2 separate regions of the Homo sapiens genome follow, and region 1 is linked to region 2. Evidence: chromatin loops called from intact Hi-C (ENCODE). Cell type or tissue: A673. All regions are shown on one strand. Each heading gives the region's core, and the rest is flanking DNA. Links, peaks and the distances in the headings are about the cores only.

Region 1 (5,223 bases), core at 780-4,779, 100 kb after region 2:
AACACAGTCCCTTCCTTCAAATGGCTCGCCTCAGTGACAGGGGCCATGGTTACAGTGCAGGGTGGTGACCAGGGCAGGGGCACCTAGCCCAGCCTTGGGGCGACTCCAGATCTCTGTAGAGGAGGTGTTTTGAAGCAGCAATGTTGTTGGAGAGGTCTGTTGAAGCTGTGTTTAGCTAACGCTTCACATAAGACTAGGGAATGCCAGTTTTCCCCATGAAAGAAATGGGAGCCGACTAAAGGAGATTATTAAGGAGGCTCCCAAGCCACCTTGTGGTTCTGCCACAGAAGGGTATCCTTGGAAAAGTGACTTGACCTTTGTGTGCTTCAGTTTCCTCATCTGTAAGATGAGGCTGAGAACATCCACATCCCAGAATGGCTGTGAGGTCTGACTGAAGTAGAGTGCAAGACGGCATATCCCCTGACCCACACACGGCACCCACTCTATCAATGGGACGTTGCCATGATATATTAACACAGTTATGATCTGGGGATGAATTTGGCCGTGGCAGCTGACAGCCAGGGCAACGTTGCTCAGCCTGCAACTGTGTCACCCCCACCTGCTTCCTTCCCCAGGTGCATCCTCTCCAGTTCAGGTTTCCCGAGCGGCAGCTCCCAGAATGACATTTATGAACCATAAACCTCTGTCAAAAGTAGCTCCCAGGGTCCCTTTCAATGAAGGGCCCATTTCACATACATATAACAAAGACTATAAATGGGGTGAAACATTGGCAACTGCTGTAAAAATCAAATGTTAAATTTATTTGGTTATATAGACTTAAAAAAACTTTTAAAGAGTGGATTCACGGCAGCCTCTGCCTTTAGACTGTGCCCTCACCAAGGGCAGGGGAGGGGTGTTACGAGGCAGCGTTATCACTCGCCCTGCCTGTTGTCACTGTCTGGCACCCAAGTACGTGCTGAATTGAGCTAATCTTAAACAATTGAATTTCTTTCTTTCTTTCTTTCTTTTTTTGGAGACAGGGTCTTGCTCTGCTGCCCAGGCTGAAGTGCAGTGGTGCGATCTCGGCTCACTGCAACCTCCGCCTTCTGGGTTCAAGCGATTCTCCTGCCTCAGCCTTCCGTGTAGCTGAGGCTACAGGCACATGCCGCCACACCTGGCTTTTTGTGTTTTAGTAGAGACAGGGTTTCACTCTTGTTGTCCCGGCTGGTCTTGAACTCATGAGCTCAAGCAATCCGCCCGCCTCAGCCTCCCGAAGTGCTAGGATTACAGGCATGAGCCATTGCGCCTGGCCAAACAATTGAATTTCTTAGCCTGCAGAAGCAGCATATGATCCCAGAAAGAATGTGCTGCTTTCACCAACATCAAATCTTTTCTTTCTCAAATGTGCTCCTTCTTTAATTTTTATTTATGTATTTATTTATAGAGACGGAGTCTCGCTCTGTCACCCAGGCTGGAGTGCATTGATGCCATCTCGGCTAACTGCAACCTCTGCCCCCCAGGTTCAAGCCATTCTTCTGCCTCAGCCTCCCGAGTAGCTGGGATTACCAGCACTGGTCACTGCACCTGGCTAATTTTTGTACTTTTAGTAGAGGTGGGGTTTCACCATCTTGGCCAGGCTGGTCTTGAACTCCTGACCTCGAGATCCACCCTCCTCGGCCTCCCAAAGTGCTGGGATTACAGGTGTGAGCCACCTCGCCTGGCCCAAATATACTCATTCCAATCTAGAGAATCACTTACAAACTGAAAAAGCAACAAGGCTTTTCTCCCCTTGGATGAGAAAGGGAAAGTAATGGCTCAATTAATTATAAGATTGCTTTTTTTTTTTCTGTTGCCTAGGCTGGAGCACAGTGGTACAATCACAGCTCACTGCAGCCTCAACCTCCTGGGCTCAAGCAATCCTCCCTCCTCAGCCTCCTGAGTAGCTGGTACTATGGGCACACAACATCACAGCTGGCTAATTAAATTTTTTTTTTTTTTTTTTTTTTTGTAGAGACGAGGTGTCACTATGTTGCCCAGGCTGGTCTCAAACTCCTGGATTCAAGCAATTGTCTCACCTCAGCCTCCCAAAGTGCTGGAATACAGGCATGAGCCACCATGCCCAGTCCTAGTTTGTACTTTAGGAAAGTCATCAACTTCCTTAAAGTTGATAAGAATGGGAAAGATTCTTCAATATTTGCTTTTTAAAAAATCCACATTTACAACTATAAAATAGTTAACAATTCAAAATATCTAAAGGATAATTATACCTAAAAGTTTTGGTTGGTGTTTTTGTATAAATGACTGGGATTTGGAGTAGATGGGTTCCCAGGATTTTGCCTATCACATATAGTAAGGATAAAATATAAATAATCAATGTTTCAGCATTCACAATTAACATGTTAGTTAAAAATGGTTCTTTTGGCCCCGCATGGTAGCTCATGCCTGTAATCCCAGCACTTTGGGAAGCCAACGTGGGCAGACTGCCTGAGCTCAGGAGTTTGAGACCAGCCTGGGCAACACAGTAAGACCCCCATCTCTATAAAAAAAATTTTTAAATTAGCTGGGCGTGGTGGCACAAGCCTGTAGTCCCAGCTACTCAGGAGGCTGAAGCAGGAGAACTGCTTGAGCCCAGGAGGTTGTGGCTGCAGTGGGCCATGATTTAGCCATTGAATTCCAGCCTGGGTGATAGTGAGACCCTGTCTGAGAGAAGGAAGGAAGGAAGGAAGGAAGGAAGGAAGGAAGGAAGGAAGGAAGGAAGGAAGGAAGGAAGGAAGGAAGCAGGCAGGCAGGGAGGGAGGGAGGGAGGGAGGGAAGGAAGGAAGAAAATGGTTTTTTCATTGACTTCTGCTCATCTGAACAAAATAAAAAATTCAAAAAAGTCTCTTCTTTAAAATGCATGATGTGGCCAGGTGCAGTGTCTCACACTTGTAATCCCAGCACTTTGGGAGGCTGAGGTGGGCGGATCACCTGAGGTCAGGAGTTCGAGACCAGCCTGGCCAACATGGCAAAACCCCATCTTAAAAAAAGAAAAAAAAATATATATATAATGCATGGTGTGTCCCTTCTACCAAGCAAACCTTAATCCACAGCGAACGTGAGACAAATACATCTCTTTTCCACCTGTTACTACTTCTTGGCAGGATGGATCCCCTGCAACGGGATAGATCTCCTGAGAGGATACTTTGTGTAGCACAAAACTGGGCTCTGTGGAATCTTCTCTCATGGGGCTAAATCCTGGGGGATGCATTAATACAGCAGAGCTTGGGCACATACATTCCCTGAGGAGGCCTGGCCCTCACTGTCCACCTGCCACATGGTACAAGTAATATTTCCAAACTGGCCTCTTGCCCCTGGCTTCGCCAACACTGGGCTAGTGAGGAGGCTATTACTCGTTCTGTTTAGAAGGGTTTGTCTCCTCCTTCTTTACCCACAGGAGCTGCTCCCACATATCACATGGGGGTCCTGGGCTGGGCTGGCCTGGTTCTCAGGATGGCTCTGGAGGGAGGAGGGAGTGGTGTCTGGGCGGTCAGGGGACATGGTCATCATTTCAGTAGATGGGCGAAGATGGTGTAGCCCACGTACAACATGCAGTGTGCTGAAAACCCCTCCCAGTGCACCCCCTCCACCGTCTACAGAGCTCTCACATGCTGGTCAAGTCTGATGGGCACATAGGCATGAGGGCATCCAGGCAGTGGGCATGAGCCCCCTGGGCAGGGGAGGAAAAAGGCTCTTTGGCTTCAGGAGATCTGGGTTCAATTCACAGCGGGACAGCCTCACCTTCCTCATCTTCAAATTGAGGATACTAATATCTCCCAGTGGGTTTCCACAAAAAGTCTCAGTCCAGGTGTGGCCAAGGGCAATGCCCACCAGGTGCTTTCTTAATTGCAGATGGGGCCCAGGAAGCTGGGGCCCAGGAAGGGTGCAGAGGTTGCCTGACATTCCCTGAGCCCGATTCTCTGTGCTCAGCCCTGTGCTGATCAGAGAGGAACACAGCAGAACCCCTGCCCTGGGGACAGGCTGAAGTTCTGGGTCAAATAAACACAGAAAACACATTCAGCAGGGAGAGAGTTATTCCCCAGCTCATGACACATGTGTACGAGGTGCAGCAGCCTATGGGGAGGAGGGGCCTGAGGGGCCTGGGTGGCCTTTGTCCCTCCTTGAAGCCTGCCCCCGCTGCGTTAGGTAGAGATGGCAGCCCCCGCCCCTCCCATCACTCATCCATGTTTTAAAAGACAATGTCAACCACACAGTAATCATAGATTCAGTAATAATTTCTTCATTTTCCAACTCTATGCATCCCAGTCAACTTTAACTGCCTGTCAAGGTTTCCGGCCAGTCTGATAGAGTCAAGGTTCCAGCAAAATCTTATCAATCATAACAGCTAACATTGACTGAGCACTTACTATGCTCCAGGAACTGTTCTAAGATCCTTACCTATTTATTTATTTATTTATTTATTTATTTATTTATTTAGAGACAGAGTTTCGCTCTTCTTGCCCAGGCTGGAGTGCAATGGTGTGGTCTCGGCTCACTGCAACCTCTGCCTCCTGGGTTCAAGTGATTCTCCTGCCTCAGCCTCCCTAGTAGCTGGGATTACAGGCGCCCACCACCACGCCCAGCTAATTTTTTGTATTTTTAGTAGAGACAGGGTTTCACTATGTTGGCCAGGCTGGTCTCAAACTCCTGACCTCAGGCAATCCACCTGCCTCGGCCTCCCAAAGTGCTGGGATTACAGATGTGAGCAACCACACCTGGCTTTGTCCTTGCCTATTTTACCTTATTTAAGCCTCACCCTATCACTAACAGGTAGACATGATTCTTATCCCCACTTTACAGGTAAAGAAACTGAGGCAAAGAGGTCAACTAATTTGCCCAAGGTCACTCAGCTATGTGGGCTGAAATCTGTTTCCAGGTCCTGAGCTTCATGGGCTTCTCCAAACCAAAGGCATCTGAAGCATCAAGCAGCCTGTGTAGCACAATTGTGGAATGAACAGTTTCCATGATTTTCCAAGAACCCTAGAAATTATGCCTTAGGGCACATGGCTGGAAGACCAGGCTCAAGCAGGCCTCTGTTTAGTCACCTAGGCCGGGGAAGTTCCTAGGAAGGGGAGCCGGGGACAGCTACTTCTCTGCAGCTGTGCTCCCCTTGGACTCTGCTGTCTAGTCCCTGGAGCCCCAGCCCCTGGTTGTGCCATTCACTGGATGGCCTAGGGTAGGGGACAGGGAGTTGCAAGTGCCTCTTTTGGGAATCTAACAGAAAATCTTCAAAATATGCATGGGGCC
Region 2 (4,000 bases), core at 1-4,000:
GAGGTACTACACACTTCTAAACAACCAGATCTTGGGAGAACTCACTCACTGTCATGAGAACAGCAAGGGGGAAACCCACCCCCATGATTCATTTATATCCCACCAGGCCCCTCCTCCAACATTGGGGATTACAATTCAATGTGAGATTTGAGCAGGAACACAAATCCAAACCATATCAGTTATTATTTGAGAGTGAAATGAAATAGACATGTGCATCAGGTAAACTTCAGACTTGTCCCCAAAACTTTTCTCTCTTGAGCTAAGAGATGCTACTTGAAGACATTGTTAGGTCTCAGTAATTCTCTAGTTTTGCAAGTCAGCATGTGCCTGGCTGGTGGAGTGCTGTGCTGTGGGTATTTGGGGCTGTAGAGGTTTAATGGTTAAGGCAACATGGACCACATTACTGATTGCCCCTTTCAAATCTCCCAGTAACCATTAACATAAATATCATCTCACCATTTTGGACAAGGGACACCACCCTTATGCACGTTAGTAATATGATGCTAATGCTTAACTCTTTCATTGCCCTGCTTCAAAGGCCTTGTCCTATATCCATTGATAGGGAGTCTCTTTGAACCTAAAGGAGAAATGAAAGGGTTAACTCCTTTTGGTTTTGCCCTTTGACCACTTCTGGATGAGAGGCATGATGAAATACTTTTCAAAGTCTTCAGTGGAAACACATCATGCATAATTGGAGCAAAAAAGAATAAATCAAAGCTTTTTTTCCCCTTTTAGTCTGGTAATTCATAATTGAAACCACATTGAGGTAAGGGTTGATAACTTCAAAACAACCAAGAAAACTGCCCTTTCTATCAAGGTAGGAATAGGTAAGGCTTCTCATTACTAGGTGCTGAAAAGCTTCTGTATAGCAGGCCTGTCCTCTTCTCTTCCTTTCTTCTCTGTCTTCTCATTTTTCTGTTTAGGCAAAATACGTTCATTTAAATCAGATATAGGTTGACTCAAATATCTGCTGAATTCTCTTATTTTCACATGAAGTTATACATAGTGACAAAAAATCTCTGATGTGATGAGGAATAGTAATTAAAATTTGGATCATCCTGTATTGCAGCTTGATTTCTTCAGTGCTACAGTTTGGTTTGGTTTAGGCTGAAAGAGTCTTTTAGTTGGTAATGAAATGTGGTTTTCCTTGCTCTTGATTTCACAATCCGAGTAGCATCAGCAAGAACGCTTCAGAATGGCTAGCAAAGGCCACCCGTTTACCACCTTTCTCTGCTTTCTGTATGGTAACCCTAGAATGGTTTTGGTTAGGCTCACACAGCTACCATGACCTTTCAACTACAAGAAAGCAAATCAGGATTGCAGGAAGGGCTCAGGCAACTTCCTGTGTTTGGGAATGCCAAAGGCACAACTAGTTGCTTGAGTTTGAATCTCTTTCCTGAAGGGGAAACCCCTTTGAACTGGTAGCTGACTTTAAGCTTAGTCTCCCAAGGCCTTTCCTTCAAGGCATCCTGAAACCTGAGCCCACACATCCCTCTCACTAGTGTCTGCACACTACTAGTTCTTACACCAGGGCTTTGCAGAATAAAAGAACTTTTCTGCAGCTGGCATTGTGACCTGACAGTTCTCGTGGCTGTTAGGGATTACTTTTATGCAATTGCAATTTAACAATGTGAGATTTCTTATTGGCGCTTCTGTACTGAATTTGGAGGAGTGAGAAGTAAACGGTGGGAGAATGGGCAAGAGGTGAGCAAGGCATTTTGGCCAAAGGCCAGCACATTGTCAGAATAATACACACTTATTCTTTTGGTATCTCCTCCTACCTTTGAGTGAACAGGTTCATCCAGTGTATTTGAAAATTGCATTGACAGCCAAGGTTTTGAAGGCATAGCTGCGATAGATGAGCTTTGCCTCTTCTCCAGCTCTGTTGCTGGATGCCTGGTTTTATGCCCTATCTTGCCATCATGGAGATTTAATCAGGTAGCAGAGTTAATTGCCAGCATTGTTTGCCTTTTCCCTGGCAGAAGCCAGTCTTGAGTAAATTATGGAGGTTTAAATTTGCTTGATTTCATGCAGAAAGTGGGGTCAAGAGGTCCCAGACTGTAGACACTCTCCTTGGTCAGCCAGCAGGGGGTCAGTTCTTAAAGGTATTTCAGAGGTGACTAAATGCTGTTTTTGAAATGTTCCTCCCCAGGAAGCTTTTTTTCTCTGGAGGTTAGTTTGCTGACCTTACCCTAGTGGGGTGGAGTGTCTGTGTGAAGGTAACACCCCAATTAAAGCTGCCTTTCTCCACGCTGTCACTGAGCTCCAAAGGCAAATAGGATTATGCTTGAGGAAGGGAAAAGCAATTGACACAGAAGCTTAGTTGTAGATCAGCATTTCCTATTTATGACTCTTTGAAATAGAGCATAACGGTAGCCATGTCAATTTGTCACTAAAACAATGACCAGGAAAAGAAAATTTCAAAAGAAACGAAAAAGCTAGCTGTGTAACTTAAAAAATATATATTATTTAAGGCTTTTCACAATAGAGCTCTAACCTGCCATTACCTGAGTTCCTCTCATTTCTGCTGTCTGACCTTTCTCCTCCCAGCAAGCTGTGAGGTGCCCTGTTGGATGGCTCACTGTCTTGTCAGCAAATCTTTGCACATGCCGCTCAGCTTGCCCCTAGGCTTCTTTGGCCAGCCCTCTCCTGCTTCTTCTTAAAGGCACTGCTCAGACCTCCTCATCTCCAGGTAGGGAGAGGTGATTGTGTAGATCTCGGTGTTTCCACCTATGGAGTACCTTTCATTCTTTGTTTACTACTTGTTAGTTTACATTGTAATTTGTGTTTTTACTGTGCTGTCTTCCCCACTAGGTTATGTGTGTTTTGAGAGGAAGGAAAGTGTTCATCTTTGCATCTTTAACACTATACCAGGCTTATAGTGTATGTTCAGGAAATGTTGACTGAATGAATGAGTACCAGAAATAAAGCTAGTGGGAATGATTGCTGAATCACCAATACCAGTGTTTTAGTAGGCAAGATGAATACAAATCGAGAAGAGTGGAAGTATTTTGTTTGCTTTAAACTCTAATTCATAGGATCCTGTGTTGAGCCCTCTGCTAAATGTTTATGTACATAATCTCGTTTAATCATCATTGCCCTAGGAGGTAGATACTATCATGATCCCTGTTTTACAGATGAGGAAACTGATACTCAAAGAACTGTACATGTCACAAGACTAGTACATGGCAAGGCCCAGATTAAAGCCCTCTGTTAAATATCTCTATAAAATCCTACACTTCTTCAGAACACAGCACAGTAAGATTCTTGGTAAGTATGTATAAAATGAGTTAACTAGGTTCGGAGTCATTTCAAAACTCATAATTTTAGTCATTTAAATGTACATCAGCTATTCATATCTATACATAAGGGGGACTGATAAAACAGGCCTGAGTCATTTGGCTTTAACTTACTTCTTTAAAAAACAAGTTTTGATTGAACAACTAGGCATTGTTCTAAATAGTGGGTGTTCTGGCTCCTGCCTTCGTGGAGCTTTCAGGATAGCCAAAACATAATGAATAGAAAGGAAAAGAGAAAATCATGGAAATAAAAACAGTATATTTGGACAGGAAGAAGTAGAGGTAGAGAATCCAGGTAAACCAGGACCTTGAAACATGATAAGGTAAAGAGAGGGAGAAATAAGGACTTCATTTGGGATTCTTGTACTGCAATTCATTTGGAATTCTTGTGCTGCAAGAGATCTCAAGACTGCTTAGGCTACCTCCTATCCACTTTTGAGACACATGGAACGTAAAGCCTGGAGAAATTATAACTCACACAAGATCAACCATTGGCTACAATTTATTGAATGCTTCTACATGACAGTACCTTACATATATTACCTCATTTATGCTAAGTAATACTACCTAGAAAGATGGTAATAGTTATATGATGATTTTTATAGACAGAGAAACTGAGGTACAAGAGAGATTAAGTACTTTGCCCAGGCTATGCAGCTGGCAAGTGAAAGAACCTGGATTCCGATTAAGAACTTGTGATT

Evidence for each region. A loop is a pair of places that touch in the nucleus more often than their neighbours do. Peaks named below come from ENCODE experiments on the same cell type or tissue, not always from the same donor. Only the 100,000 strongest peaks of a DNase experiment are listed, where the experiment ranks them.
Region 1: a loop joins it to region 2, with 2.4 times the contacts of the local background. A loop is called at or near these places in 1 of 110 quality-filtered maps.

Annotation. Positions count from the first base shown.
Region 1 is chr11:44,290,454-44,295,676 of GRCh38, forward strand. All of the region lies in intron 1 of ALX4 (ALX homeobox 4), which reads right to left. Among named protein-coding and RNA genes, the nearest start is that of ALX4, 17 kb to the right of the region's middle. In A673, for the core only: no CTCF peak of the experiment used is centred there; a DNase peak (open chromatin) is centred at 2,608; H3K27ac peaks cover 2,928 bases.
Region 2 is chr11:44,189,576-44,193,575 of GRCh38, forward strand. The region is part of intron 8 of EXT2 (exostosin glycosyltransferase 2); the gene reads left to right. Among named protein-coding and RNA genes, the nearest start is that of EXT2, 96 kb to the left of the region's middle. In A673, for the core only: a CTCF peak has its summit at 2,113; DNase peaks (open chromatin) are centred at 638, 1,200, 1,506 and 2,276; H3K4me3 peaks cover 649 bases; H3K27ac peaks cover 4,000 bases.